Regions from separate parts of the Homo sapiens genome. Here region 2 is linked to region 1. A link is a loop called in an ENCODE intact Hi-C map of the cell type or tissue named here. Cell type or tissue: ascending aorta. All regions are shown on one strand. Each heading gives the region's core, and the rest is flanking DNA. Links, peaks and the distances in the headings are about the cores only.

Region 1 (16,818 bases), core at 4,819-12,818:
TAGCCAGGTGTGGTGGCGCATGCCTGTAATCCCAGCTACTCGGGAGGCTGAGGCAGGAGAATCACTTGAACCCAGGAGGCGGAGGTTGCAGTGGGCCGAGATTGCGCCATTGCACTCCAGCCTGGGCAACAAGAGCAAAACTCCGTTTCAAAAAAAAAAAAAAAAAAAAAAAAGTTACTTTTCACATGCATTTTGGTTATGCGTGTGTAACATTGTTGCATTTATGTTACATCATAAAATCCTTTACAAAGTCTCTAAAGCTCCCTGTTTTTTCTTCATCTTCATCTTGTCAGCTCTCTCCTGTAATCTCTAATCTTCTCCCTTTCTGAAGGCACTGAGGTCTTTCATGTTTTAGGATTTTCTCTGTAGTGTTTTTATTAAATAATATGTTATTCAAATTAGCAATTGAATCCAATTTCTTATAAGGTATGCTACCTAAAAAAGATATCCGGACGTTGAAGGAAACCAAATTGAGCATATTGGTTGAAAATGCAAGTATCATCCCAGTTAAGATATATTTATCCTGTGCACCCCAACTTTTTGACACCCTGTATTATCCCCAGTTTACAAATGAGGAAACATATCTGAGGAGCTTGTCCAAGGTGGGGAAATAGATATTTACATAAATAGCTGTGGTACAAAGTAATGGGCACTGTAACAGGAGATTGGATAATAGATGGCTCCTTTGCGCGTTGAGGAGGGCTGCCTAACTCTTCTTGGGGTTGGAGTCAGGAGAGAGGGAGAAGGTAGCTGGAAGTGTGTCATGTAAGGAAAGCTTCACAGACATTACATTTGTGTTGATCACTCATGAATGAATAAGACTTTCTCAGTAGCCAGGGCAGAAAAGAGAGTTCTAGACAGGAAACAGCATGTGCAAGTGTAATGAAAGAATATTTTGTATATTTGAAACTGCAGCTATTTTATTTTGAATCATAGTTATTGTAAACAAGTCACAAGATTAGCTAGCAAAGTAGACAAGATTTAAATTATGAAGTCAATTTCTAAATCAATGTAAAGAGCTTGGAATTTATTTTAATGATGGGAATTCAATGAAGTGTTTTAAGCAGGGGATTTACATTATCAGATTTTTGTTGTGAAAAGATAATTCTGACTTCAGCTTTGAGCAAGTAGGATAGGGACCAATTTATTCTCCTGTGTGAAACAAGCCATAAAACAGATAAAATACATGCAACAGTGGTCCTCAAGACATGGGACTTCAGGTCCTGAAGTACAGTGCCCTCTGAGTGATGAGAAACCAACAAGCGAGTACCATGATTGCCTCAGCTTACTGCCTGGCGAGAGTTTCTAGGGTTTAAACAGAAGAGATCAATTAAAACTTGGCAAACTCCTGAGTTGGGAAGATGGGGCCGAGTGTCTGGGTAGGCTAAGGCAGCTGGAGTCTGCAGGACATAGTACCAGGACAGATAGCTATACAGAAAGAGCTCTGGAGATCTACAGAGGCTTCCTCTCTGGTTGATATTCAAGAGAGTGCTGACCAGCAAATGCATGTGAACAAACTACCCAAGGCTGGGGAAAGAACCACTCAAAAAGACTAAAGGAAACAATCTCTGGAGCTTGCACAGGGCTGGGAATATTGCCTGCTCCCACCAGAGAGGAAAGCTCCATAATTCATAGGCCATTCAGTAGAGTACATTCATAGAGTAATTCATAGGGCATTCAGTAGAGTAGAACAAGGGTTTTGCTTCAGAAGTGGGGAAAAATTGACTTTAGGTTAAACCCTAAGCTGAGTCCTAACTAAAGAATCTTAAAAACAAGGCCTAAAGTTATCAAAATGTTTCCAAGAATCTTAACTGAATCTCAGAACAAAAAGCAAGAATATTTATAGGGACACAAAAATATCTAGCACCCCCAAAATAAAATTAACAATATCTGGTATCTAATAAAAAATTACCAGATATAGAAGGAAGCAGAAAAGTTATACTCATGAGAAAAAAAAATCAACCTATTGAAACTGACTCAGAATTGACACAGATGTTAGAGTTAGCAGACAAGAACATTAAAACAAGTTTTTAAAAAATTATTTTTATTATTTTTTTAGAGACAAGGTCTTGCTCTATTGCCCAGGCTGGATTGCAGTGGCGTAGTCATAGCTAACTACATCCTCAAACTCCTGGGCTCAAGTGATCCTCCTGCCTCCTGAGTAGCTGGGACCACAGGCATGCACCACTACACCAAGCTGATTTTTCAATTTTTTGTAGAGATGGGGTCTCACTATCTTGCCCAGGCTGGTCTTGAACTCTTGGTCTCAAGCAGTTCTTCTGCTTGAGGTTTTTAACTGTACTTCTTTATGTACTGTGCTCCTTTATGTTTTAAAAAGTAAGTAGTGACATGCAAATATTTAAAAACCCAGATTGGAGCTCTTGAGATAAAAAACTACACTGTCTGAGGTGAAAATTAGAGAAGATGAGTTAATAGCCAACAAGACATTACAGAAGAAAAGGTTAATGAACTTGAAACCATCACAATAAAATTATGTAAAAATAAGCAGAATTTAAAAGAGTTCTGGCCTCAAAATCTGTGTTGTTGTTGTTGTTGTTGTTGTTTTTTCAGGAAGGAATAGTTTTTTTTTAAGTTTTAATTTTTGTGGGCACATAGTAGGTGTATATATTTATGGAGTACATGAGATAGTTTTTACAGGCATATAATGCATAATAATCACATCAGGGTAGGTGGGGTATCCATCTCAAGCATTTATTCTTTTTTTAGTAATTATTCTTACAGTCTGATATTTGCTAATATTGATTAGTTGATAAAGCATTTGGTTTATGACCCAGCTTTTCTGCGTGAGGTACACTGCGTTGGGCTTTTTTATAAGATGATGTTAGTAAATGACTGATGGCTGAATTTTTTTTTTTTTTTTAAAGCCATGCACAGGTCACAGCTGTGGCTACTAGTTTGGTCATCTAAAACAAGGGTTGAATGCTTATAATTGAACATATGTATACGTGCATGCAATTTGAAAACAGTGTTCTCTTATAATTATCCTTTAAGTATTCGACTTTTCTTTTTAGATGACTTTGGAACTTTGAGTAAATTTTATATTCATAAAACAAACATCCAATACCTATTTCCACTCCACAAATCTCCAAGTGACAAACCAAAGAGAAAATTTACATTGGAAATTTATGAGGTCTTTGGGTTTTACTGAATACTTATTTAAAGTCCGTGTGTCACTATACTACACTGACTTAGACTTGTCACCTGTTTTTGGTGGGAAAAAGATTTCATGTTTTACCATGACACACAAAGCACTACTGTTAGATATATTAAGGAATAAAACACTTTCCTTGGTTCTAAATTCTAAGAATTTTTAAAAGTACAGTGATAGTCTTTAGTATTTTGTGTACACGGACTTGCATACATGCCTGGTTTTCCTCCATAATGGGAAAAACTTTTGTAAATAACTAGGAAAATATTTTACAAATCAGTGTATTCAGTTAGAATAGAAAGAATTTTAAATTTTTAATAAAGAATAAAGACTACTATCTTTTTTTTTTTTGAGACGGAATCTTGCTCTGTCGCCCAGGCTGGAGTGCAGTGGTGTGATCTCGGCTCACTGCAAGCTCTGCCTCCCAGGTTCACACCATTCTCCTGCCTCAGCCTCCCAAGTAGCTGGGACTACAGGTGCCCGCCACCACGCCCGGCTAATTTTTTTTGTATTTTTAGTAGAGACGGGGTTTCACCGTATTAGCCAGGATGTTCTCAATCTCCTGACCTTGTGATCCACCCGCCTCTGCCTCCCAAAGTGCAGGTATTACAGGCGTGAGCCACCACGCCTGGCATAAAGACTGTTATCAAAGAAACTGTGCAATGGGAAGTTTTACTCCGTTCAATGAATGCTGATTACATCTTAAAGTTTTCAGGTTTCTATTGTGTTTTGCCTTTCAATTGAGTTTGAATATTTGACGTTTTTGCCCATTAATATATGAACATTTTTTGGAAAAGACTTCAGATAATTAGTGGAACATACATTACATAAAACATACAATATATATTTCCACGAAAGTATTTAATTTAAAAAAAGGTCAAGCAAGTATCAAGTAGATCTGTTTTTGGATCTTCTTTGAGTTTGGTCTGAAGTGTAAGATTTTGGATTTAGTGAAAGCTTCTCAGTCAGTTTCCTAGAGGGATTGACTACACCATTGTCTAATAATAATTAAATCTTCCATATTACACAGTTTAGAGAGTATATTTAATGAGAGAAAAATGAATTGCTGTTGAATAGAAAATAGACAAAGCTCATAGAACATATTTTTTCATTCTTTGAATAAATTTTCTTGTATTTTCTAATTATTTGATTGTATTAGAATAGATAGTGGATCGTGTTTTTTTTTTTATTACACTATCATAGCAAATTGAGAAGGTACTTTCTTTCTTTCTATTTATTTATTTATTTGAGACGGAATCTAGCTCTGTCATCCAGGCTGGAATGCAGTGGGCTTGATCTCGGCTCACTGCAACCTCCACTTCTCCCGGTTCAAGCAATTCTCTCTGCCTCAGCCCCCCGAGTAGCTGGGATTACAGGCGTGCACCACCAAGCCTGGCTAATTTTGTGTTTTTTGGTAGAGACGAGGGTTCACTATGTTGGTCAGGCTGGTCTTAAACTCCTGACCTCAGGTGATCCACCGGCCTCGGCCTCCCAAAGTGCTGGGATTACAGGCATGAGCCACCGTGCCTGACCGGTACTTTCAATCAGACAGTTTTCACTCATAGCTGTCTTAGCACTGTAATATTTGGCAGATCATTTCTTATTCCTATTTACGTGAATGTCCATTTTTTAAACCCATTGTGTATCTACCAGCTTGCAATTACTGGCATCCTTGGATTGGGAGCAGGGGAGTGCGGTCAGATTTCTATGTATTTTTTTTTTTTTCTAATTGTAAATTTTGAACTATTTACAAGCAAAAACTCTCCCTCCCCTCTTTGTTTTAGAAATATAAAACAATAAAGTTTTTTAAGAGATAGAAAACTGTTGAACAGAGTTGCTTTCCTTCTGACATCAATATTCTCACAGTAGAACCATTACATTTTTACACTGAGGGCTGATGTTTAGAGAGAAACCTGTTACTTTGCAATTGGTATTCAGATGAGTGGTGGGGGACACATTTTTTCATTTATCACATTAAGTTTTTGGCAGTTTTCCACTACTTGCAAGAAGAAGGGAGAACCACACAACTACAAATGCCTTTGTTGTCTACTGCCTCGGCCAAATCACACACTTTGTGGATGTTCAATAAATATTGATTGATGATGCTATTCACTGAAAACACTCTCAGGTTAAAACTTGGAGTGAGTGCTTAACATTCTCATCCAGCTGTAATTACGCTTTTGCAATTTTCATTTAGTTCTCAGTACTAGTGTTTACAAAACTGTAGCGTTGTGAGGAAACTAAACAAAGATATATAAATAGTGAGTGAGTAAATAAAGAAATTCCGAATGAACTCAAACAAATACTAGACACAAATGTTTCCTGATACAATGCCTAGTAAACATTATAACATAAATCATTTATCTTTATTAGTTTTTCTTCATGCTGCACATTTAAATATATAAAAATATTTCCACTGTTACATAAAACATTTTCCTTGGGTGATTCATAAATCATTGACAAAAGTTGGCGTTATGCTAACACACAGAATTAGGTGGGTTGCTTTTGGCTAAACACCTCCCCTGTGCCTCCCTGCCATGTACACAAACACCCTTGAAACACGGGAAATCTGTTTTTATTATATAGTGCTATAACATGGTAAGAACGGCATTAGACTACCCTTAGTAAGTCAGTGTACTAGTCCCTTGCAAACTGTTTAATGATTATTCAGTGAGTTTCATTTTTCTTATATCTTAAAAGAAGAGCTAGGTTACTTCATTTCTAATATTAATTCCAGATTATAAATTCTGTACATATTTGGTTTATTTTTCTTCCAATGAAGGGTTTTGGACTATATCTTTATGGAATCATTATTAGAAGGAAAGTAAGTTTTATGGGAAAAATAAAACAGTAACAACAGTAGTCTTCTGTAGTGTCTAATCCATTAGTTACATTTTTTACTTTTTAGCTGGGTGTCATTTTGTAGTTAAAGGTTTAATGACTCTTATTTCTTATTTTTAAAAATTATTTATTTATTTTGAGACAGGATCTTGCTCTGTCACCCAGGCTGAAGTACAGTGGTTCAATCTGTGCTCACTGCAGCCTCCTCCTCTGGGCTCAAGAGATTCTTCCACCTCTCAGCTTCCTGAGTAGCTGGGACTACAGGTGTGTGCCATCACACCCAGCTAATTGTTTTGTATTTTTGTAGAGACAAGGTTTTGCCATGTTGCTCAGACTGGTCCTGAACTTATAGGCTCAAGGGATCCACCTGCATCAGCCTCCCAAAGTGTTGGGATTACAGGCAGGACTATAGGCACGTACCATTATACCCAGTGTTATTTTATTTTTTAATTTTTTTAATCAAGATGGGGGTCTCACTATGTTGCCCAGGGTGGTTTCAAACTCCTGGGCTCAAGCAAGCCTCCTGCCTTGGCATCTCAAAGTGTTGGTATTATAGATGTGAGCTATCACGCCCACACTTAATATCTTTTAAAGACGCAAATTCAGGCCAAATAGTAACAACTGTCTTTGTTCTTCCAGACCCTACTGTATTTGAGAAATTGGTGAAATATTTTCTTTCCCTCTGACCTTTTTTAATTACCGTAGTATATTTGTTGTAAAAAATTTGTAAGGAGTAAAACTTCCTCTTTATCCTAATTCTCACCATGTTTAGTTATATATGTTTCCTTTTTCATCTTTCCCATACACAGCAGTGGGTCTTTTTTCTTTTTACTGTAACTTAAATGAGACCATACTGAGTGGTTCTCAACTTAAGTTATACATTGGAATCACCTGGTAAGTTTCAAAAATACACAGATGCCTGGGTCTCCCCTTGAAAGATTCTGACTTAATTATTGTGGAGTATGACCTGAGCATCCGAATTAAAAAAACAAACACAAAATTTTTAACTCCCTGATAATTCTATTGTATGGTCAAGTTTGAGATTCCTAACAAAGCTTTTAGAGTTTGTTTTCTTTGTTGAAGATTGATCATGGCCACCCATCTATTATGACTCAACGTATGGTGCACCCTCACTGATAGTCACTCAGATATTTTCTAGTTTTGCCATTACAAAAAAAATGCTGCAACAAATGTACATGTGTCTTTGAGTTCCTATATAAATGATCTTTGAGTAGAGTTGTACAAGGGGAAATACTGGTTCAAAAAATGTGGGACGCCGGGTGTGGTGGCTCAAACCTGTAATCCCAGCACTTTGAGAGGCCAAGGCGGGTGGATCACTTGAGGTCAGGAGTTCGAGACCAGCCTGGCCAACATGGTGAACCCCATCTCTACTAAAAATACAAAAATTAGCTGGTTGTGGTGGTGCACACCTGTAATCCCAGCTACTCGGGAGGCTGAGGCAGGAGAATCACTCAAACCTGGGAGGCGGAGGTTGCGGTGAGCCAAGATCGTGCCATTGCATTCCAGCCTGGGCAACAAGAGCAAAACTCCATCTCAAAAAAAAGAAAAAAAAGTGGGGAAATATTTTATCTAAATCTCTTACATATGCGGTTCTTCATTTTGGTTTTGTTTGATTTGGGGGCATTATCTATTTCTCTTTTTCTTAAAGCTTAGGGTCAGAAATATAGCATACCAGAGTTGAAAGGAAACATATACAGTAAGTCCTCACTTAACATTGTTGATAGGTTCTTGAAAACTATGACCTTATGCGAAACCTATGAAGCCAATTTCACCATCGGCTAATTGATATAAACAAGAGTTAAGTTCCTATGGCATATGTCTGGTCACAAACACATCACGAAACTTCTAAATAAACACTTCTAATATTAAACATTGAAATTAATGTGAGCTTTATATACATTTAAGAAAGATTCATAAAAACAAGTAAGACAATTATTTACCCAACTTTTGGTGAATCCATGAGTGATGATGCTCCTAGTGGTGGTGGGTTAAATCAAGGAATAAATGTTTGCAAAGTGAAAATTGTAAGAAGTGTCCTTTCCCACCATGCAATTCAAAAGCAATCAATTACAAACATAGGTGAGTGCTTTTGTGCTGCAGTGTTTATTGTCGTGTATTTGTATGATTATAGATAAATTATTAATTTTCTATTTGATAGTAATTTTTAATCATTCATTTGTTCATTTTCCAATGCACTTATTCAAGTTCAGAATTGCAGGAGGCTGGATCCTACCCTGGCAGCTCAGGGTGCAAATTGGGGACCTGACCCTGCAGAATATGCCGTCCCATCTCAGGGTACACTCACACATACTTACTCACTGACACTGGGACACTTTAGATACACTGACTCACCTACAGTGCACATGTTTAGGATGTGGGAGGAAACCAAGTACCCAGAGGAAACCCATGCATACTTGGGGAGTATGCACACACTCCACAAAGACAGTGGCCTCGGCTGGGGATTGATTTTTTTTTTTTTTTTCATCAGTGGTAAAACGAAATGGGGTTGAACCAAATGATGTTACCTGAGGACCTGCTGTTAGGTTTTCAGCCTACATTTCCCACCTAGTGTAAGGAAACTCTTGGTATGGACACTACCAATGACTATCCACCAAGAGGGCCTTAAAGACAGTCCCTGATGCTGGGCTATTCCAATTGTCATTTTTTCCTACATCAGGTTTAGAACTACCTGTTTATAGCTTTAGAGTACTATATTTTGTTGACCAGAGGAGTCTTAGAAATCATTTTGGTTAAAATATTTGTTGTATAGATGAAGAAATGAGGCCCAGAAGCTGTGGATACACTGTCCAATATCAAACAGCTGAAAAGTCATAATGCTGGGTTTGGAGAACAGGACTCATTCTTGACCCACTGTAGCTTATTCTGATTACAAATTGTAGTAGTTAGCTTTTTCTGACTACTAATACTGTAGTAGTTAGCTACTGCTGCCAAGTTTAACAACTTAAAACAGCATTTATTATCTCACAGCTTCTGTGAGTCAGGAATATGGGAGTAGCTTAACCAGGTAGTTCTTGCTTAGGATCTGTTACGAGGTTGCAGTCAAGATGTCGGCCAGAGATGTGGTCATCTCAAGGCTAGGCTGGGGGAATATTGGCTTGTAGGCTCTGCTACTTGGCTTTTGGCAGGACTGATAATACCCGCTTCTAACCTTATTCACATGGTTGCTGGCAGGGATTGGTTTTTCTCACCATGTGGGGCTGTCCACGGGCTGCCTAAGTGTCCTTAGAACATGAAGGTTGGCTTATGCCAGAGAGAATGAAGATGGCGGGAGATTGCACCCAAGAGGGAAGTCATGGTTTTTATATAACTTATAGTGTTATTGTTATTGCATCACCTCTGGCATAATGTTATTGCATTACCTCTGGCATAATCTGTTTGCTGGAAGCAGTCACTAAGTCTAGCCCACAGTCAAGGGGAGTGGAATTATGCTCCATCTTTTGAGGGGAAGAGTATCAGATAATTTGTGTACATATCTTTAAACTACTACACATATGTTTAAATCGTATTTAGCATTTGGTAATTGCAAAATTTGTACTTTCTGCTCAAAGGGCGTTTTATTTCACTTCCTGGCCCTGAAAGGAAGCTAGATAATCATTTTATCATAATCACACAACTGAAATAAACTTCTGGAATTAATAGAGCAGAACAGTGTTTTAAAGGTTGTCTGGCTAATAAACAGGAGATAATATTGGGACCCAGAATTATAACTCATTAAATGTATCCTCATGCCCAATCATGAGATGTGTTTAATTATTAAATGATTACATATTAATATATGCATCATGTGATCTCTATTGCCATCAAATAAGCTGCTATTATTATTATTATTATTATTATTATCATTATTATTATTATTTTGAGACAAACTCTCTGTTGCCCATCCTGGAGTGCAATGGGGCAATCTCGGCTCACTGCAACCTCCAGCTCCCGGGTTCAAACAACTCTCCTGCCTCAGCCTCCTGAGTAGATGGGATTACAGGCACGCACCACTATACCCGGTTAATTTTCGTATTTTAGTAGAGATGGGGTTTCACCATGTTGGCCAGGCTAGTCTTGAACTCCTGACCTTGTGATCCACCCACCTTGGCCTTCCTAAGTGCTGGGATTGTAGGAGTGAGCCACCATGCCTGGCTCAAATAACCCATTCTTTAGAGTGTCCCATAATGGTCCGTATTTTTAGTGTCAGATCCATGATCCCTAAAATCTTAATGCCTAAATTCCAGATGTTTTAAATCTCTAAACTGTCAGGGTGTTACTGGGAACATAAGGTAAATGCCTTGAAACCAAACAATAATGTGTTTTTAATGAAGAGGCCTTTCTGTATTGCTGAAATCTGAATCAAGAGTTTTCCTCTCTTGCAATAGCCTTTTCATACCACCCTTTGTAATGAAACATATGGCTCACATCACAGTAAAATATGTAGAGTAGGAAGAAGAAAAAGCATGTTTCACATACGTGTCATATCTGATGTAATGCCATATGTACAACAACCATAGAGGACTGAGACTTAACTGCAGTCCTGGAATAATTAGAGTGAGAGTGTCCTTAATTTATTTTAAATACTGCAAATGGTTTCACATTTTGAAGTAATTAACACTCCCTTCACTTATAATATTTGCATTTCATTATTAAGAAACAATCCCTCAATAATTTTTAATGAACTCTTGAAACTGATATTTAAAAAGCATTAATTTTCTGAAAATAAATTATCAAGAGAATAGTTCAGTCTTGTCTTGAATTTACCATATTTAGTAAGCTAATGAGAGAGAATTTTTAAAAAGGAAATACATTTTGTGGCTTTTTATGAAGTGTGTATGACTAGCTGTCTTTGTGCTCATGGTCTCATTTTGATGTGGGACATTTTTATTTGATATAAGAGAGGGGTAACTTATGATCATTCTCTTCTAGAAAACGAAAAACTTTTCTCAAAAATAGCAAAATTCCAAAAGAAGATTGTGACCTTTTTTTTTTTTGTTTTAGGGAACATCACTTTCTCTTAGGTGTGCTATTTCTTTCCTGTTTTTCAAAACAAAAATGACATTTGTAGCAATGCATTATAGTGTTATGTTATACTATATATGTTATATATAATGTATATATGTTATATTAATACATAATTATTGCCTTTATTTTTTTGAGACCAAGTCTCACTCTGTCACCCAGGCTGGAGTGCAGTGGCGTGATCTTGGCTACTGCAACCTCCTCCTCCTGGATATAAGTGGTTCTCATGCCTCAGCCTCCCAAGTAGCTAGGATTACAGGCATGAGCCACCATACCCAGCTAATTTTTGTATATTTTTATTAGAGATGGGGTTTCGTTATATTGGCTAGGCTGGTCTCGAACTCCTGGTTTCAGGCGATCCATCCAACTCGGCCTCCCAAAGTGCTGGGATTACAGGCATGAGCCACTATCCCTGGCCTACCATTATTTATGACTGGAGTCTTATAGTCTGCTCTACTGTCTCAAGCTAACAAATGAGAACAGAGAGAAAGAGTGTTTTCTTTTTGAGATCTTCAGTAGCTTGAAACCATCTTTGGCAGAGCATCCAAAAAGCTTGATTTTTCAGTGGCTACTCCTGCTGGAATCTGGGTTTATATCTGAGCCAGGATCCTGAGCCTACCTGAATGCTCAGGTTGGTTATTAACTACAGAGACTCATTGGATAGCCTGAAGAATGGCCTGGGCATTTCAGTGTCACGCTGGAAGGAGGCTCCATCCCATGCTGGGAGATGAGTAGGCGATGCATGTTCCAGTTACCCTCTTTCCCAAGGCATTCTGTGCTTTTTCTCACCGCTGGGAGGCAAGCTTTTGGGGGAAGCTGTGTACTGGCTCACTTATCTATATAGCTATATCTCTGAGTATCATAAAAATTTCTCCCTGCCATAAAGAGAGACGTTTTTCCTATGGGTTAACTGGAACAGAGGAGGTGGAGAAAGTGCTTTTAGTTTCAAGGGTCAGAAGTTAGGAGAAAACCCATAAATATTTCTTTTCCTGAGCACTCATCATGCTGCAGCAGGCCATTAATTTTAAAAGAGGTTTTCTATTGAAGGAGCCCGTTCATCTGGTGACATGATAGGTTAGTTTGTATTGCTTTCTCTCCTCCGTGCCAGAGAGAAGTGTTAGAAAAACAAATTATTTATTTTATTATATGAAAATGCTTGAAATTGAATTAAATTAAGAAAATAATAAAAGATTTATTCTCATTATTTATTATTATTTGATTTGTAAATCTGTATTCTATCAACATAGCTGACTTCTGCATGCTTTAAATATTTCCATGAAGGTGATATATGCAGTTTTATTGATATAGTCCTAACAATAAGGGTGCTTCTTTTATACTGTCAGTAGGAAACAAAACCAAACAAATTCCCAAAAGTCAATCTCGTTTTGATGTTCAAACTTGATCTCTCTTGCCTCCATGAAATTAGTTATGATACAGTTCTATTGAATGCAGAGGAAAAATTATTGAGAATTATACTAATATATTTAATTTAGTGGGGAATGTTTTCCTAGAAAGACAGAACCTTTGTATATATATACACACACACATCCCCTAAACTGCTATAGTATGGACATTAAAAAGGTTAGACTTAGTCTTCAGTCTCAATCTCCCTACTCACTTTTCCCACCAGTAGGTATATTTTAATGTACCTAAATTGGGCATCTGAGTTTATTTGACCCTCTGTGATTCATGTGTTAATAATGGTGCCTTAGGGACCTTGGTTTATAGCTCACCAGAGAAGCTAGGGATAAGAGACTGTATCCACATGTAGGCCACTTTGCAAATATATTTAAAACTAAAACTGTAATCTCATCTTCCTTCTTCCACTACTGTGGCAGAATTTAGTGACCTTTAAAATGATTTTCTTCTGAGGATTCATCTCTTTCCCATTTTCTTTAATAGACCCTACATCTTTTCATTTCTCGTCCTTGACCATGGTTATTATTAACAGTATTATTAGATGTCTATAAAATTATCCATGTAGATGAGCTTTACAGTTAGCGATTAGTTATACGTTCTTAGGATTGTAACTCCTTAGGAGACACATTTGATGTATTTTAGTTCTTTCTACTAACCTTTGCAGCTCCGCTTTCTGTGCTGCAACCCTGGGTTTTAAAATCTCATGAAAAAGCATCTATCCTCCAATTCTAATTTAGCTTGCTTGCTCTCTCCATCCATGGTCATTATAAACAGTAACCATATTGTGTGGTATGTCACTTTAGGAAAAAAAGCACACAAAGAAATGTTATAATTGTGAAAAAGACAGAAGTCTTTCAGTTTTGTTAGTTATAATATATGTTATCACTTTATCAAATTATTCTTTATTTAACCACCTTTTTTCTTCTGCTAGAGTGTCCTAGTCTCTTTTTATAGCTACCATGTTAAAACTTCTATTTTCTGTCCCCACCTTACTTGATAATTGCCTTTTTGCCTTATTAGGATGCAAGGACAACCACATTTGCCTCTATTTGTAAAATGTTTTTGGCTTATCTTTTAGATCATTTATATTTAGGCAAATAAATGAAATCAGCTTCTGTCTTTTTAAATTTTTCTACCTGTAGCTTCATCCCACAGTCATCTGCTGACACATGAGATGTAAAAAGCTTGGTGTCCTTCTTGCCCCAAATTATAAACCTTTTAGTGAAAAAAGGGACTAAAGATTAAATGATTCATTCATGAAATCATATATTTTAAAAATGTTATTCCTATTATGCAGTAGGCACTAGAAATAGAAGTGGAACTACTCACATCTTCACTAATCCCAAAATTATTTCAGCAAGGAACCATAGTACAATTTCCTACCTCAATTTACTTTCTACTTTACTTGTACGAGATAAAACCTTTTGTTTTTTTCTTGTGGGAAGCCAGATCTCCTAGAATAATCACTAGAAAGGCCATTGCATTCTTCAGACCCACAGAAACATCAAAGGGAGATATACATTCCCATTAAGAATCAAAGTGATAGCTCTGCTAGCCAGACTAGGCACCTCCATAAAACATGCATACATCCCCCCACCGCCACACACACACACACACACACACACACACAGACAGAGAGAGGGAGCAAGGGAGAGAGAAAATGCACACTGAGTTCTCCATTTCCACATTTTGTAATGCTGACATTCAAAAAAATTTTGAGGAAATAGAAAATGAGTAGGTGGGGATATTAATAGCTCAGCAATGAAATAACATACCTGTTATTTTTAACTAGAATAGTGAATTCATAACAAAGAATTGTTTAAAATAGAGATTAGCAGCAAAAGTAAGTGAAATAAGAAACCAAACAAAACTCCAAACATGAATATTGATCTCACTTATTTTTATCTGTTTAGATACTATAATAAGGAAAAAAGCTGATGATTGAAATAAAATTATTTGTGTGTGTGTGTATCTGTGTGTATTTAAAATTCTGACTAAGCTTCTTCCTTTAAAAAGGTGTTAGGCTGGCCAGGCGCGGTGGAGGCCGAAGTGGGTGGATCACCTGAGGTCAGGAGTTTGAGAACAGCCTGGCCAATGTGGTAAAACCCGGTCTCTACCAAAAACACAAGAATTAGCTGGGCGTTGTGGCGCACGCCTGTAATCCCAGCTACCTTAGATTCCAGCTACAAGCACCACTGAGTCCCACATCTGAGGAGATTACAATAATCTTCTCCTGATTAGTAGGGAGAAGGGACACAGACAAACTTTGTCATGGAATCTTTCAACAAACAGTGTCTGGATAGGTCCTGTCAGTTAGAGGATAGTAAATCGAAGCATACAAACAAACACGAGTCCAGGAAATAATGTTTCAGCACAAGGGAAAGAATGCTTGTCTGGAGACCTCGGAAGAAGAGAAGAACCACTTTTCTCAATAGGATTTATTATAGGACCAGGAGAGAATTTCAAGTGAATGTTTTACTTCCTCAGCAGAAAGGAAGAAGATATAGTCTTGATGAAAGAGCAGAAAGTCATGAGCAGCAGGATGGAGTGAAAAGAAAACATAGTGAAATGAGTAGGAAAAGAAGATTGATGAGGACAAAAAAAAAAAAAAAAGAAATGTAACAGGAACAAAAGATGCCAACAGCAGATTAAAATACTGGGAGCTAGAACAGAGTAAGATTGACAGTGTAAAAAATTTGAAAAATTATTATGTAAAGTCAGTGTATTGTCAGGTCTCACAGGATTCAGAAGACCAGACAATACCTTGATAAAGATGAGAGAGATGAAAACAAGAGAGAGCAGAGAACAGAAGCTTTAAAATATTAGTTGCCTCCTCCAAGACACAATAGAGATCAAAATTACAATTAAATAACATTAGGCCGGGCATGGTGGCTCACACCTGTAATCTGAGCACTTTGGGAAGCCAAGGCAGGAAGATCACTTGAGGCCAGGAGTTCAACATCAGCCTGATCAACATAGTAGAACCCTATCTCTATGAAAATAAAAAAGTTAAACCTTATCTCTACAAAAAATAAAAAAGTAAGGTGGTACGTGTCTGTCATCCTAGCTACTTGGGAGGCAGAGGCAGGAGGATCGCTTGACCTCAGGAGATTGAGGCTGCAGTGAGCCTTGATCGTGTCACTGTACTCCAGCCTGGGTGACAGAGTGAGATGCTCTCTTTCTAAAAAAAAAAAAACCCAAAACCAAAGAACACCTTTGTGAGCTTAAAAAAATGACCCTGTTAGGCCAGGTGCGGTGGCTCACGCCTGCAATCCCAGCACTTTGGGAGGCTGAGGCAGGTGGATCACGAGGTCAGGAGATCGAGACCATCCTGGCTAACAGGGTGAAACCCCGTCTCTATTAAAAATACAAAAAATTAGCCAAGCGTGGTGGCACACGCCTGTCATCGCGCCATTGCACTCTAGCCTGGGTGACAGAGCGAGACTCCATCTCAAAAAAAAAAAAAAGGTTATTTTCTAATATCTCGTTCTTTCCTCCTCTCAAACAAGAAATGTTTGTCTTGTTGTAGCATATTGCGTAGAATTTTAAATGAGCTCCATAAATATTGACAATTAAGTCAGAAATTCTTTTTAAAAAAACATTTTGTAAACTGTAAAGTATGAGTTCTTAGTCTTTTCTTGCTTCTTTGTTACTTCTGTGTGACAGCCCAAAATTTATGAGCCTTTCATTCTAGCATTTCTCTAGGCTGTTTTATTTTTATTCTGGAATGTGGTGAGGCTTTGGATCTATAGGTCTGTAAACTCATAGCTTTTTATTTTTTAAAACAAAATGATATCAAATATCATACCCTAATTTGTATATAACATAAGGTATCAGCTTTTCCCATCCTGAACTCACAGAGTTCAGCCCTGATGCCTTAAGGGATCTATTGTATGTAATGAGTTAACTTCTTTCCTATGCATCTAGAGTGGTACTACATTTGTACCATCTCAGGAGAATTGAGGAGTCACTCAAATTATATTCTGTAGGGCATGATTATCTTGTGGAACCGCAGTTGAGAAAGGCTGACTACATTTTGTTTTGTTTTTAATGATAATGGACAGAAGCTTGTTTCCTCAAAATCCTTCCTGCATCTCTGATTTTAATGTGCTTTTGTGGCTCACTGATTTTGATGAGGTAGGCTGGAGGCAGCCATTATTTCATTTCACACAGATGGAAGTTGAAGCACGGAGATGTCAGGAATTGTCTCCAGAGCCTTCTTGAAATAAGATAATGAGAAAGTGGAGAATGTAACACCCATTCAGCCCAACCACCAGTCTGCTTCTGTGAGATCCAGATTTCAAATTATAAAATGAATGTCATGTGTTTTATATAGATAGAGATCC
Region 2 (16,818 bases), core at 5,888-13,887, 59 kb before region 1:
TTGCTGACTCTCTGATTCTGATGCATGGGGCCCAGTTGAATCCATGCCACTGTCTTTACTGATTACTGACTTTAACCTGGGGTCCTTGCCTGACCCAGATGGTGGGTACTCTTTTCATGCAGTTAGATTCCTCAGTTCAGTCATGCCAACCTCTTTAGGCAAAAGCACCAGCCATGCTGTGAGTTATTATTTGCTCTGAATAACCCCAGGAGTTACTCACTAAGCTGCCTGCGTAAAGCTCTTTTTCACTTGCTTTTCTGCTCTGACTGTATATAGGAAAAGTCTGGGAAATGGCAAGTTTATATATTTTGCCCAGAGCCACAGAGGGAGAACCCATTGGGGTGTTTGTTACAAATCATTGTCTTTACATGTTCCAGCTCATTGTTTTGGTCTGTGGGTCAAACAGTTTTTTAAATTCCTGATGTGTGGTCTCCTTGATCCTCACTTTCTTTGTCTCTGAAATAGGAACAATATGAGTACCTACCTACCTCATACTATTGCTGTGAACATTAAATGAGATAATGCTTTTAAAGACTAGTATGCCTGACACATGGGATAGTCAAAAAATCAATTTTTATTAGTATTAATGCTGTCAGTATTAATACCTTTGCCGTAATTCCTCCCTTTATAGAACAGTTTTGGGAATTAAATGTGTGAACAAGTAGTTGTTAATAACATTTTTTATGAAATAAACAAAAACAGGTTATAAAAGAGACTATTTTTGTATAGGTGCTGAATTTTTAAAACATTTTATCTATAAAAAAGAAACACTATCATGTGAATCATCAGATTTTTACACTTCATATGATATATGAAAATTTTCAAAATAAAACCAGTTTTTAATACCTAGGTTTTAAAAATCTATCTAAAAATAAATCTACGTAAGAAAGCTTCCTTGTCTGTTATAATTATTTAATATCATGGAAAAAAACAGGCTTTTTCCCTTGAACTATTGAATTCAACTACTGTGAATCATTCTAGTGTAATAGTAAATAAATGAAAGTAGGTGACTATGAAGGGAAGAAATTCATTATATTTCTACCAGGATTCCTTCTGGAAATGAGAGTGAAAAAGACTAGGCATTATTGTGCTTTCTGAACGGTTTGTGTAATTATGTGAGAAATTATAAAAATTTAGAATTCTACTAAATGTCTACCTGTTAGGTGAATTTTTAAAAATCTGAAGTAACTTCTTAAAATGCCCGGTGTTTTTAATACATTTATCCATAAGTTGGTTAATTTTTGTAAATGGTACAGTATATAGCTGTCATTTTTCTTTAAAGAGAGGTGGAAACCAAGCAACCAGTCTGGAAATACAGTTGTTTTTCAAAGCCTAAATTTTAACAGTTATTAAATCATACATATATATAATATATATAGAATCGTGTGTGTGTGTGTGTGTGTGTGTGTGTGTGTATATATATATATATAGAGAGAGAGAGAGGAGAGAGTTTTCATTCAACTTTATAATGTTGTGAATGGTGCCTGTTATTAAGATTGCATCATTCACTGAGTAGAGTTTTAATTTTTTTCAATATGAAAAATGGACCAGGTCATACATAGATCCAGCCCTAACAAGTGAGAAAAAAAAATGAAAAAAAGAAAATTGGAAATTATGTTACAGCCTGAATATTTGCTTTGAAATCTAGAGGCTAATTAGAATATATATGTAACATCTACTAAAGCGATGAATAAACTTAGATAATTAAATGTTACCATTTAAAATACATATCTCTACTTACTGGACTCTATTCTTTCTCATTTCTCTGCCTGTTACTTTTTATATATCAGGCTTATCAAAAGTAGCTGTGCTCAAACATCCTGAAGATGTTTCAAAAGTCACATGCTCAAATCAATGCTAATAACCTCTTGGGAACTAAGGGGTAGTAGAATACTGTCCAATATGGTTATTTCATTAGCAAGGTCTTCCTATACAATGAGTCAGAAGAGAAAAGCTGTAAACTTCCCAGCTCAACCTCTAAAGCTCATGTTTTTTCTTTCTCTCTGTAAGCACTGTTGCTGTGGCCTGTGTATGAACTGGATGTGCCAATGCTGTTATTAAGATTTCTGGGTCGCACACAGAAGATATCAAGTCAGTTGTATTGCTGATTTTTTTTTCATCTGCAAAGTAAGAATAGGAAAGAAAATGTCTTTCATGTTACAGCTTTCTAGGTAATGAAGAGTAGATATTAAATTTATGAGACAACTAACATGAAGTGAAAGGTTGCATTTGTTTTCATTTCAGATATTATTTTTTGTTCTTTGGGGGTATGCGTTTATGAAAAAATGAAGCCTCATGCAATCTGAAAAAGAGAAATACAGAGAGAGCAAGAGCCAGAGAGAGAGAGAGAGAGAACTCCAATTTAGAGAAATATTGAATATCCAGCCTCCTTCAGAAATGATTAGTTTTACAGTTGAAAGATTTCACATTTAAAATAATCCTCTTTGTGAAGTCTTGTGATCCTGCAGTGTGACCACAAACTTAATCAAAATCACTTTGTTAACAAAACACACATAGTGGGTGCAAACACTGGTTAATTTTCTCTTTCTCATAACTTGAAGTATATTGTGACCTCGTTCAGTTGGGCATGTCTGAAATGTTGTGTGGCTGTTTTGGTAATTGCCATAATTGACTTTTTCTCTTACTTGTAATTCATTGCCTATTTTCCCCATAATTTTCACATTGTGAAGTGTTATTTGACAAAAAAAAAAAAAAAAAAAGATGATTTTAGCTGCCCCTTGCTTTACATTTGACATCTTTTTGTTTTTCTGCTTTCATGATTACAAAAATACACTGTTACCCACTGTCAGTCTTCACTGTTTTCTTCATTGTTTTTCTCAAAGCAGTTATCTGTTAGGATAAATTAAAGGTTGAGACCAGGAGCTTTGGGGATTACTGGATCAATGCACACCATTTGGCATAACGTTTTTATTGCAGGATTCTTAAATATATTTAGGTACTGTCTTGGTAGTCATCAGACATATGTATAGATCATACACACACACACACACACACACACACACACATATACACATACATATTTAAATCACCGGCTACTGTTTGCATTCAGTGCACATTATAGCTCTCAGAAGGTTGCAAACACTTTTCATTGTTGCCTTTTATCTGTCATGCTGTTCAAATAATTTTCCTGGACACTACTAAAGTAGGAAATGGATACAAGTAAATTACAACTTGTACCCATTTCCAACTGTCAAAAAAAGCACTAAAGGAGAAATAGAATATGGACTTCATAAAACGTTGTGATTTGGAAGCAGTTTTTGTCAAATTAGTATATGTAAATCGTCTTTGTTTTGTGAAACTTTCTCTGAGGTTTTGCAGTGTTTACAATGTAGTTGACTCACAAAAGTGATACAGTGTTGAAACCAATAGCAGAGAATTTTCAGAATGATAAAATTCATTCTAACTGTGGCTGAAAGAGACAGATTGTATGTGAGTTCTTTTTTAATATTTGAAGATGATATGTTTCATTCAGGACATTACATTTTAAAGGGTTTATTATACATTTGTAGGAAAGTTTAACAAGCTTTAATATTGCTCACCCAGTTGTTTCTCTTTCTATTTGAAATGACTGGTTTTATTGAATTGGATTGGGATTTGCTTTTTAATTGTATGTAGACTGTATAATGTGTAGTCTGGTCTCTGAGCATGTTATATAATGTATTTAATTGTATGTAGACTGTATAATGTGTAGTCCGGTCTCCTAATGCAGTTTCATAATGGTGTAATGGAAGCAAGCCAAGTGTATTTTGATACAGAGTAAGCGAGATTGTTTTAAATTTTTAACCAACTCACCTTTAAACATTTCTTGACATTCTCCTAGGATTCAAGAGGTAGACCTAACAAAGATAATCATCAGAAAAGAGAATGTCTGAAACAAGTGCAGGAATGAATTCATGACAGTTTTGGAGGGGAGTCTTTAATAAAAACCATTCCGCAACCCTCCCTCTTACTGTCAAGTATCAGAAAAACAAAACCCTTTTCCTGAGTCTCAGTCATCTTGTCTGCGAAGTGTAGGAGCTGGATTCAGTGATGCCAAATGTCCCTTCTAAGTCCACAGATTTTCTAAGTGCCTATCTTAGGTGAAGCTGGATCATCAAAATTCCTCAGAAAAACTAGTCCTTGAGTATTCTAAAGCATATTTGTTATTAAAAATATAAACTTCATACTAAATGCTGATATATCACTTGCTGATTAAGCCTTATAATGGTTTCACTAATAATTAATCAATTGAAGAGAATTGTTAGAAAAATGAGGCAACAGTTTACACTCTAGTAGGGTTTTGGGATTTCTTTAAGCAATGATTTCACCATCACGTATGCCCTTTCCCCAAATTACGGATTTGATTGTGAATATCCTTGCGTGCGAATGACCATTTGCACTTGTTTTCTCTTTTTAAAAAGTCTTCCTTTCAGCGAAGTAGTGTCTGCTTCCCCTTTGCTGGGTATTGACTGGGAGGAACATGCCCCCTCATGATAGGGTGGACACTGTGTCGCTGCACACTCCTCACTGGGGGGAGTTGAAGGAGTTTTGAGATGATCATGGTCCTCACTTTTCTGTTTGGTCACAGAGCACTTAATTGTGCTTGAAACCTCTCATCTGTCCATGATTCGATGACTGAAGCCCATTCTCCACTTTCCTTTCTTGTTTACCCTCTTGTTTCTTAATATCAAGATTTTTTGTTTCTTGTGGACTTTTGAGAGTGCCCAGAAGTCTTACAATTTCTATAAAATTTATCTCATATCTTTTAATCCTTTGATTATTTTCCCTCAAGTGCTAGAGTTCAAAATAATCTTTGCAAATTTATACTAAGCAAGCTGTAGAAAAGGGGTAAAACAAAACACTTAAGAGTTTGGACTGTGGAACCCAAGTGCTTGAGTTAATACCTCAGGCTCTCCCCTTGTAAGCTGTGAGACCTTGAGCAGGTCATTTTATGTGCTTTGCCTCATTTTCTCATCTGTAAAATGAACATAATAACAGTACCTATGCTATAGTGATGCTTAAAACATTAAAAGAGTTAATAAATGTAAGGAGACTAGAACAATGCCTGATTCCAACACAGTAAAGACTCAGATTCAAACTTTGGTATTTAATCTTCAAATTTTGTTTACTGGTATTACCCAGTAAATATTTTCTGAAAGGTCTGTTGTCTCAGCTACATTATAATAATGTTTTATAGAATTATATAGTTAATGAAGAGGTTTCATACAAGTAATAGCATTTAATCTTCATACTAGTTTTCTGATATGTTATTGTTATTTCCATTTTACAGATTATAAAAGTGAAGGTCAGGAAGGGTAAATGACCTGCTGAAGATTATGGTTATTAGTGGTAGACTGAGCTGTTTGTCCCCAGTCAGCTGATTCTATGGTTGTTTCATTGTTCTGTGCTGTCAAAATATATCTCTAGAGGATGATGCATTAATGTGTACTATCTTCCTAGTAACCGAGCTCCCAGGAGGTAGTTGATGCTCTGTCAAGTGCTGGACAACAACCTGTGTGCAAGTCAGGGGGAAAAGTCCAGTTCACCAAGAAATTCTAACCCAGTGTGATGTGTGTTATGATAAAGATTTCCATAGGATTATAATAACCTTCCAAAAAAGTCACGTTTTAAATGCACAATGCAGAGCTACTCACCAATACAAAAGTAATGAACTGATGTATGCACAAAATGATAAATCTCGAGAACAGTATATTGTGTGAAAGAAGCCAGAAACAAAAGGGTACAAACTGTATGATTCCCTCTGTGATTTTTTAGGTAAAACTAATCTATAGTGACAAAAATCATGACAGTGATTGCCTTGGCATAGGATGGAAGGGAGCTGGGAGTGAGGGAAGAGGAGGATGACTGGATAAGGACATGAACAAGCTTTCTGGGGTGATGGAAATGTTGTATATCTTGATAAGGATGTGGGTTATGTAGACATAACATTTGTTAAATGTCATCCAGCTGCACCTAAAACCCGGGCAATTCACTTATATAAGCTATACTTCAATTATAAAAATAAAATAATTTACATGGACAATTAAGGAAACATTAGTAGTGATTATCTATTTAATTTGGAAAGCTCTCAACAGTAAATTTAAAATGGATGCATATGATAGATGGCATTGCTGGCACAGTGTGATAGAGTATTTCCAAGAATATGTGTTTCTTTTTCAAGTACTGCATTTTATGGAACACTGTTGTCCACATATGCTGTGAAGATGAACGCACCCTAAGTTATTTTAAAATAATAACAAATCTGCCATGGCTTGAATTGTCTGAGTTTACATGGAGAGGAGAATTTCACAAATTTTATAGGGAGTATTTAATGTTATTCTGTTGCAAAGTTAAAGCTTTATAATGAATCCAGAAAAAACATGGACTTAACAATTTATTATATATGTTTTTTAGAGATGCGTAGATAATAGTACTCTCAGTTACCTTCTCACTTTTTGATAACTAGTTCTTCAACTGCTACAGAACCTGGTATCAATTCAGCAGCAACTCATAATTTGGGGTTCTGCCTGCCTTAGAGTACTACTAACAAGCATAACATCTTAGTCTCTTTGAGCTACTGCAACAAAATATCCTAGATAGGGTGGCTTAAACAACAAACATTATTTCTCACAGTTCTGGAGGCCAGAAGTCCAAGATCAAGGTGTCAGGTGATTTGGTTCCTGTTTGGGGTCTTTTTCCTGGTTCACAGACAGGTGCCTTCTTGCTTTGTCCTCACATGGCAGTGAGAAGTCATTTCTGTGATGTTTCTTCTTATAAGAGCACTATTCCTGTTCACAAGGGATCCACCCTCATGACCTAATTACCTCTCAAAGGCTCACCTTCTAATACCATCACATTGAGTATTAGAGCTTCAGCATATGAATTTAGGGAGATACAAACATTTAGTCCATTGTGCATAGTCATGTTTAAACACAAGTCTTTGAGTATCACCAGTTTCAAATTAGCCATTGGAAGACAGAAATGATTCTCTTTCCATCAAGCTCTGTGTACTTCATAATCATTGCATCCAGCTCTTCATCTGTGGATTGTATAACCTGTAGACTTTTATGGGATTTACTTCCTTTTTAAAATAATATACATATAAGCCAAACAGATTAAACAGTGCCCAACACAGTATTGAATATATTATTATCTTATTGTTTAGGGGATGGTGATAAGTACTAATTAAATGTGCTTTGAGATATTATATTAATATAAAAATGTAGATATTTCAGAGAAGATACTCATCCACATGATTTCAGGCCTGTTCTTTTCAATAGGTCCTATTCAAGTTCATTTAGCTATGTCTTAATTGGATTACATCCATATTTAGTTTAATTCATAAATTTTAATAATCACTAGTAAACAATAATAAATCTTTGAGTGATGAGACATGATAAATACCCTATAGGTTAAAGGCATGCTCTGCTTTGAAATATAAATGATGAGCTGATTACTTTATGAGGGGAAAAAAAGGAATTTGGTTACTTTCTGTGGCAAAAACCTAATTTTTTTTGTTTGTTTGAGACAGAGTCTCACTCTATTGCCCAGGCTGGAGTGTGGTGGCCCAATCTTGGCTCACTGCAGCCTCTGCCTCCTGGGTTCAAGTGATTCTTGTGCCTCAGCCTCCTGAGTAGCTGAAATTACAGGGGTGCGCCACCATACCTGGCTAATTTTTGTATTTTTAGTAGAGATGGGGTTTCACCATGTTGCCCAGGCTGGTTTTGAACCCTTGACCTCAGGTGATCCACCCACCTTGGCCTCCCAAAGTGCTGGGATTACAGGCATGAGCCACCTCACCTGGTCTAAAACTAAAATTTTTTCAATAACAAATAGATTGATGGGTTGAGTCACGTATCTATTTACCATAGATTTCCCTAGGTTTGGGGGACTGAAATATGAATTAGAAGTTGTCCTTACCCTCAGTGAGCTTAGTTAGTCTATTAAAGGAGATTGATAGGAGGACAGATTTTTTAGCAATTTAGTATGATAATATTTTATCAGAAGTGTAGTGAGCCTAGAGAAGAGGAATTAATCAAGTCTACTCTGAACCATGAGGGTGTGTGTAGTGTGTGTGTGTGTTATATGTGTGTGTGTAGGGGTAGAAAGACACTAGAGTTTGACTGAAAGAGTGAGAAGAAATCTGCCAGTTTAAACAAGGGGAGAAAGAGCATCCCAGGCAGAAGGAGAAACATGTGTCAAGGAATCGTGCTCATTGGGTATCCCATAAGCTTTTTTAAAGATATGATGAGAACCAGTGTGTGGGGTTAGAGAGTTGGGAGAAGTTGTCAGAGACCAGACCACGCAAGGCTCTAAATTTTAATATTTGTAGAATTTCTTCTGTTTGTCAGGCATCATGCTAAACACTGGGCATTTACTGGTGATCAGAAGAGATACTATGCTTGCCATTAAGGGGCTTACCGTCCAGCAGGAGAGTAAAATAATGGATGAATACACAATTGCAAATTGGATAAGCACTATATAGAAAAAAAAAAAAAGATGGTGCCTGCAGTCTTGGAATCTTGGTCTTGTACATTTAAGTAAAGACCTGAAGGATGAGAAGGAATCAGTTGGATATGGGTAGCTGGTATCAGCACGTATGAAGGATAAAAGGCAGGAAATAACTGTGTGGTGAACGGAAGGGAGGCCAGCAGGGCTGGAGGGTGGTGGACTGGGTGAGTCAAAAGTGATTAAGATTGGAGAAAAATGGTCAGGAGGTCTGATGGCTCAGGGCTTTGGTAATGAGATTGGATTTCATTTAAGGCACAATAGGAGACCATGGGAGGGATTGTAGGCTGAGGGGTGAAACAATGGATTTAAAAAATATATAAATTATTCTGGATGCTTTGTAAGGAATAGATTGGGAGGTAACAAGAGTAGAAATAGGAAGGCCATTTAGGAAGCTATTATAGGTAGTCTGGATGAGAGATGGTGGTGGCAATGACTACAGGATTTCCAACTGATTGAGTTAAGGGTGTGGAGGAGGAGGAAGATTGGGAAGAAATTGAGGACAGATACAGGCCTTTATCTGTGAATTGTCAGAGGCCTGTGAACCAGAGCAACTCCATCTTAAAAGCTGGGTAAAATGAGGCTAAGATCTACTGTGCTGCCTTCCCAGACAAGGCATTCTAAGTCACAGGATAAGATAAAAGGTCAGTACAAAATACAGGCCATAAAATCCTTGTTGATAAAACAGGTTACAGTAGGAGCTGGCCAAAACCCACCAACACCAAAATGGCAACAATTGTGGCATCTGCTCATCCTTGCTGCTACACTCTCACTGGCGCCATGACAGTTTGCAAATGCCATGGGAATGTCGGAAGTTACTCTATATGGTCTAGAAAGGGGAGGCATGAATAATCCACCCCTTGTTTAGCATTTCTTCAAGAAATAACCATAACAATGGGCAACCAGCAGCCCTCATGGCTGCTCTGTCTATAAAGTAGCCATTCTTTTATTTCTTTACTTTCTTAATAAACTTACTTTCACTTTACACTGCGAACTCACCATGAATTCTTTCTTGCCAAAATCCAAGAACCCTCTCTTTTAAACTTTGCTTAAAACGTTGCTAATCTTTTATTTTTCAAAGTCAAGGAACCTTTTCTTTTAAGCTATTACAGCTTTTAACAGTTAAGTGTACTCCTATAAAAAAATTTAGAGCATATTTATTTCTCTCTACCTCATTTTTTCAGAATTTTAAAAACTAGTTGTAAGCATTCTTATGACAATATAGTTATTTACATGAGTGCAATAAACATCTGTTTTCTTTTGTCACAGGACACAATTTTAAAAATTGGTTATTTTACCAAGGCTTTAACTAAAATGGTGTACTTTCCTTTAAGTTATCAAACTTAACTTGTAAAGCCAATAAAAACCCTTTAGAAAACTGGCCACATACCTTGCCTAAAACAGTCCCTATACAGGGTTTCTAACCTGTGCCAAATAAAAAATATCACTTTCTAACAGGTCCAGAAACCACAAGTTATCTTGGGACCTCAAAAAGAAAGAAATTTACCCAACTCATAAATATTTAAAGGTACAAACTCATGGCAGGGCTCAGCTTTAAAAAAGTCTTATCTAAAATTCCTTCTATGAAACAAAGTTCCATCAAAGCCAATTTTTAAAAAGCCTATGTAAAAAATAATTATTCTTACTGCACTTTATACAAATAATCAGGCCAAGTATAATAAAGCAAATCAGTCTTACCATAATTTATCTTTAGTGAAAATGGAAAACTGGGAAAAATACTACGTTTCAAGAACTATACTATACTTGTTATTAAATTCTAGTCTCATTAGTTGTTTCTAAGCTTATTTCTGCAATTTCAGCAAACCCTGCTTATTCCTGTGAACCAACCAGTGATCTCTAACTGCTGCTCAAAAAAAACCAAAAGGAATAAGTAATGTAAAAATCTGGATCAGTATTCTAATTCTGGGCACATTACAATCAGCTGACAACCCGGTATCAGCTTAGTTCCAACAGTTGCCCAGTTCATAAAAAGCCTTCTAATTTAGTTTACTTAAAATAACTTATTTTGCTTTACTCTTGTGAAATATATTACTGTTATACTCTTTGTATAAGAATACAAAACAAGCTTACTGAATGTTTTATTAAACAGTTAACTAATCTTACAGATACCACCTTTTGTCAAAACTCAAAAGTTATAAATAAACCTTACCATACTAACACTTTCTAACGAAGCTCTTCTCTACCGTGAATGCAAGAGACCCCCATAGTTAGGCCAAAATATCATCGCCCCTATTTGGCCTAAAAAAGTTACAAAAAATAGATCTTTGTCCCTGGGCAACCCTTAGGATCAAAGGTTCTCTTATAAAAGGGAGAGGGGAAATGTCAAAGGTGTGCTAACCACAGCAACTCCATCTTAAATAAAAGCTGGGTAAAATGAGGCTAGGACCCACTGGGCTGCATTCCCAGACGATTAAGGCATTCTAAGTCACAGGATAAGATAAAAGGTCAGCACAAAATACAGGCCATGAAAACCTTGCTAATAAAAGGTAACAGTAAAGGAGCCAGCCAAAACCCACCAACACCAAAGTGGCGACAAGAGTGACCTCTGGTTGTCTTCACTGCTACACTCCCACCAGCACCATGACAGTTTACAAATGCCATGGCAACATCAGGAAGTTACCCTATACAATCTAAAAAGGGAAGACATGAATAATCCACCCCTTGTTTAGCATATCATCAAGAAATAACCATAAAAATGGGCAACCAGCAGCCCTTGGGACTACTCTGTCTATAAAGTAGCCATTCTTTTATTCTTTTACTTTTTTAATGAACTTGCTTTCACTTTGCACTGCAAACTCACCGTTAATCTTTTCTCGCGCAAAATCCAATAACCCTCCCTTAGGGTCTGGATCAAGACTCCTTTCCTGTAACAAAATGGTTTCCTTCCTTCCGCCTTTCCTTTCCTTTCCCTTTCCTTTCCCTTTCCTTTTCCCTTTCCCTTCCCTTTTTTGAAACAGGGTCTCACTCTGTTTCCCCAGGCTGGAGTGCAGTGGTGTGATCACAGCTCACTGCAGTCTCGACCTCCCTGGCCCAGGTGATCTTCCCGCCTTAGCCTCTCGAGCTGCTGGGACTTACAGGCACGCGCCACCACCACACCCAGCTAAGGTGTGATTTCTTGAGATGGGGAAGGCTGGCATATAAACTTGCTGGCGGATAAGGAAATCAGCTTGGAAACTATTGGTTTAAGGTTTCCATGAAGCATGCAAGGTGGGGAAGGGCTATGTATTACATGATTCTGTAGTTCAAAGGTACAATTGCTGTTGAGTTAAAAGTTTGTGAATCATTGAAACCAAAGATGGCAATTAAAGCTTTGTGGGAAGGGATGAAATCATCCAGGAATTTTAAGAAGGGGTTCAGTGGAACACTGAACATTTAGAGGTCAGGCAAAGGGGGTGAAACTTCTAAGGAGCCTGAGAAAGAACAGGCCCAAGTGGTAAGAAGAAAACTAGGATATTAAAGTAGAGTAGAATACCGGGAGAGAAGAGGGCTTCAAGAAGAGGCTGTGGGGTGTGGGCTGTTGAGTAAAATGGAAACAGAACCCTGAGTATTAAATGTCTTACTAGATCCTCTGTACTTTCTTCAGCTGTAGATGGGAAAGCATTGGAAGATTTCATACCGAGGACTGACTTGACCAGAAATGTTATTTTCGAAAGATTCCAGTGTGGGCTGTGTGAACACTGGGCTTAGTTTGGAGGAATGGAAATCTGTTAATCCTTTCTGCTTTCTAACCTGTTAAATTGCCGTAGCTTAAGTAAATGACTGCAGCACTGGTGGTTTTGGGGGATGGGAGGGGGTTGAAGTTTAACAGAATTGGATTCCAGTTCTGTTCCATTGTCAGCTGCGGGACCTTGGGCAAATTGCTTAATCTCTGTTAGCTTTGGTTTCCTATGTCTAATTTGGGTATAAAAATAATAGCCCCAACCGAAGGCTGTGAGGTATAATGCATAACACAAATAAGTCCTCAATAATATTGTTATTGATACTGTACTTGTAAGCATGTGTTTGACTTCCATAATTACTTTATCTCAGTGAATCATCCCTTCTCCTGTGGTAGCGTTTTAACATTAGCCTTCAACAACCATGTCCTTAACTTTCCAACCAAGGTATAAATGTAACAGTTCTACTCTCTCTGGGAGAATTTCCAAATTGTAGTGAGCGCCTGGCTGTGCACAATTTAAAGTATACTTTCTCTGTCAGAACACATGATTATATTGGTTTGTACTTTAACATTTTATTTCCAGTTCTTATAGCCTTTTATTTCTCTATCTGAGTTTGCTTTGATAGCAGTTAGGGTACTAGAGCCCTTTCTAAGGCAGACATTACCTGGGCATGGATGAATGTTCCAGGGGCAAAAATCAAAGAGACCAGATATACTAAATCACTGGGGGAAACTTTCAGTGACTCAACTTGGTACAGAGTAAGAAACATAAGAAGGGTGTAGCCCCTTGTGCATTTATGAAATAATGGAGACTGAAAAATGCTTACTAAGCAAAACAAAACCAAAACCAAAACCACTAAAAATGTGTTTTCTGCTTTCACAGTGACTTTCATGTTTGCCAAAGTGGTGGCAACAAATCCTGTAACTGTCTATGATCACAGAATATTTAAAGACTTTTGCCTTGTTAAAGAGTTAGTTTTCAGGCCAGATGGGTGGCTCACGCCTGTAATCCCAGTGCTTTGAGAGACCGAGGTGGGTGGATCACGAGGTCAGGAGTTCGATACCAGCCTGGCCAAGATGGTGAAACCCCGTCTCTACTAAAAATACAAAAATTAGTGGGGCATGGTGGCAGTTGCCTGTAATCCCAGCTACTCGGGAGGCTGAGGCAGAGAATTGCTTGAACCTGGGAGGCGGAGGTTGCCGTGAGCCGAGATTGTGCCACTGCAATCCAGCCTGGGCAACAGAGCGAGACTCTGTTTCCTGAAGTTGAAGGAACTTATTGGATGGATGTTGTTATTTCTACTTAGAAAGTCTAAAACAGTCAAGAGCCAGGCCAGTTAGTTGTTTCTCACAAAGTGGAGGAAAGAAGAGGTGACTGCATTGGGATTGGCCTCCACTCTTAGGGGAAAGGGGGATTTCTAAATGTTTCTTGCAGACAAGAGTGGATGCCCTCTTGGGCCTTATCCAAGGAGCTGCTAAGAGAAAGAAACAAACCGCAGTAGAAGTTACCTTGAATTCCTAGGGGTTGTAGAAGGAGTGAGTGATGCGTGGGGTAGACTATGGCACCCACATTCAGCACAGCAGGTAACAGGAGTCCAGGAGTGAGTGCCTTCTGAAGAAGCCATGAGCTTACCATGTGAGAGAGAGAGAGAGACAGAGAGAGAGAGAGGTGGCTGTAAACATGGGCCAAACCCAGAGAGCATGTATGTGGCCAGCTACCAACTGTGATCATCTAAGAATTTTCTTATTCCCATTGTTTCCTTTTTCTCACTACTTAAACCCCATAGTTCAAGAAAATACCTATCAAGAGGAGCAGAGGGATCAGAGGAGGTGAAAAAGGAGAAGAAGGGGCTGATCATACCTTTTTTCACTTATTTTCTGATGCTGGTCTATAGCCAACCCTAGCTGGGAAAGGGAGGTGGCTATAAGTTGAAAGTTTCAAGTGCGACTAATATGCTGAACTGGGCACTCTAATTTCTGAATTGGGACTGTGTTTGATAACTTAAAATGATTGTATGACATCATATTATTAAGAGTTAGAAAAATAAGTAGACTCCTTGACTTGTCGTGTAGGGAGTAGAAAAGAACTTTCACCATTAAGCAATTGTAAAGGGATAGTGGAACATAATATAGAGGTATTCTGTGACTCTACTCTTTGAGTCTTGTGTGAGTCCAGAGACATATATACATACACAAAAAGTGTGTGTGTGTGTGTGGTGTGTAGTATGTATATATTTTAATTTCAAGGAGGCGTTCGCTGAGAAATTGATTTCTTTAAATACAAAATATTACCATGCCAGAAAAAGGCATAAAATGCTAGAAAATGATGGTTTAACAAGAGTTGAACTTTCAAAACTAAAAACATAAAAATGTATCCTTAACCTTGATAGGATTAAAGGAAATCACTGTCTTTGATGGTAAATGAAACACCAAACACTTACTTTCTTAATATTTTTTCTGACATTTTATAATTAACTAATGAATATGATCAGGCTTTATTAAAATTATAAATATATTCTGTATATTTAAATATACTCTCTTCAATAAAAAGCTGTTATGAGAGCAGAGACTCTCTTCCTCATATTAAATTTAGGTTGAAAAGATGGCTTATGGAGCTAGATTGCCTAGTACAGTAAGTAGCTCTGCCACTTAACTAGCTGAGTGACCTTTCATTAAATTACTTAATCTATGTGTGCCTCAGTTTTCACATCTGTGCAGTAGACATCAGAATTGCACCTGTATTATTTGTGGTTATATTAAAGCTACAGATATGCATATATTTTAAGAATATAAACATATATGTATATATAGAAAGTGTTAGCAAATAGTTTCCTATGTTATTGTTACATATTCTGATTTATATCTTTTTCTCTGCTCTTACAAACAGAGAATGAAATTTCAGAATGTCTGAAATGTTGCCTCAAAAGTGATGCCGTCTGCTGTGAATGGCTACTTTAAGAATGTTGAAACAAGGGCACTCAACTCAATTGTCAGGGGATGTCATACTTTTATAATACTTAGCTTCCTGAGCATATGATTGTGTGGACAAGGAGAACAAGACACAGGAGAGCCCCAGTGTGATCTTTCAGCTCGTTTTGTGCTCTCTGATTGTATGTCAGTTGAAGGAATTATCTGGTTAATTCCGGCTATCAACAACTTCACGATGCTGTGTCACAAAGGAATCTGACTTTAACTAACAATCTCCCACATTTTATTGAAAGTGCCTAAAATGTAATGTAGAAAGTTAATAATTGCCCCAAGTTTCACAAAGAGCTTTTTTTTTGATCCAGAGTCTTGCTCTGTTGCCCAGGCTGGAGTGCAGTGGCTCAATCTTGGCTCACTGCAACCTCTGCCTCCAAGGTTCAAGTGATTCTCTTGCCTCAGCCTCTCAAGTAGCTGGGACTACAGGCATGTGCCACCTCGCCTGGTTAATTTTTGTATTTTTATTAGAGACGGGTTTCGCCATGTTGGCCAGGCTGATCTTGAATCCTGACCTCAGGTGATCTGCCTGCTTCAGCCTCCCAAAGTGCTGGGATTACAGGTGTGAGCCACTGTGCTGGGCCCCAAAGAGCTTTTATATTAGAGAAATATAATAAAATAAAATATAAGTTAATATATGAATATGAAACAGATCAGTCTACCTCACATATGTTGTATTAGAATGAGCTTTTATATAGTTTATATGTTTTATTTATTCAAGCATGTCAAGTAAGTCACAAACTTTGATAATAGTAATTGTTTCCACTTAATAATGGAATACTCAAGACACAGAGTAAGTGCTTGGTGTTTAATTTATCACCAAAGATAGTGATTTCCTTTGATCCTAACAACGTTAAGGATACATTTTTATGTTTTTAATTTTGAAAGTTGATCTCTTGTTAAACCATCATTTTCTAGCATTTTATGCCTTTTTCTGACATGGCAATATTTTGTATTTAACCCAGTAGTCGAACATTGCAACTAGTAGTGGACTAGAGTGCTATGTCGTTTTCCTGGTTAGTTACCAGATTCTCTATTCTTCCAAATGTTACCGGGGAACTCTTCGGGAGTAATTGTTTAAATCTGTTGTACGAACAAACAGCTATGTGTTCAGAATGGCTGAATTTATGTTGATATCAAAAATGGCCAAATGATTTGAAATTCAAAATCGTGATTACCAAAGCCAAATTATTTGAAATTTTATAAATGCAATAAATATTAATTAGTAACAATTAAATATGTGCGTAAGAAGCAGTGCTCTTGTAAGAAGCACATCTAAGTATTTGGTCTGTTCTTAGGCAAATGAATATAATACTAATTCAGTAGGTATGATTTTGCATTCTGGAGACTTAACTTTTTGACTATGTGGCTTTTGCCAGATTGCTTAACCTTTCTGAGTCTCAGTGTTTTAATCTGTAAAATGAGAATAACCTCACCTTAATTACTGTGAGAATTGAAGACATTTGTATATGATCATGACATTAGCAATGAGGAAGAAAGCTCTTAGGACACTACCTGGCCTGTAAGTGTTTACTAAATGATTAATCTTACTATTATTATTGTTAAAGGCAGTATTATAAATAAGTTATTAAACCAAATTAACCCTATTTTCTTCTTTTATCTCTCTGCCTATCCGCTAAAACTGTAGAGAG

Evidence for each region. A loop is a pair of places that touch in the nucleus more often than their neighbours do. Peaks named below come from ENCODE experiments on the same cell type or tissue, not always from the same donor. Only the 100,000 strongest peaks of a DNase experiment are listed, where the experiment ranks them.
Region 2: a loop joins it to region 1, with 3 times the contacts of the local background. A loop is called at or near these places in 4 of 110 quality-filtered maps.

Annotation. Positions count from the first base shown.
Region 1 is chr9:8,757,883-8,774,700 of GRCh38, reverse strand. The region is part of intron 11 of PTPRD (protein tyrosine phosphatase receptor type D); the gene reads left to right. Among named protein-coding and RNA genes, the nearest start is that of PTPRD-AS1, 92 kb to the left of the region's middle. In ascending aorta, for the core only: no CTCF peak of the experiment used is centred there; no DNase peak of the experiment used is centred there.
Region 2 is chr9:8,818,313-8,835,130 of GRCh38, reverse strand. The region is part of intron 11 of PTPRD (protein tyrosine phosphatase receptor type D); the gene reads left to right. Among named protein-coding and RNA genes, the nearest start is that of PTPRD-AS1, 31 kb to the left of the region's middle. In ascending aorta, for the core only: no CTCF peak of the experiment used is centred there; no DNase peak of the experiment used is centred there; H3K4me3 peaks cover 1,189 bases; H3K27ac peaks cover 807 bases.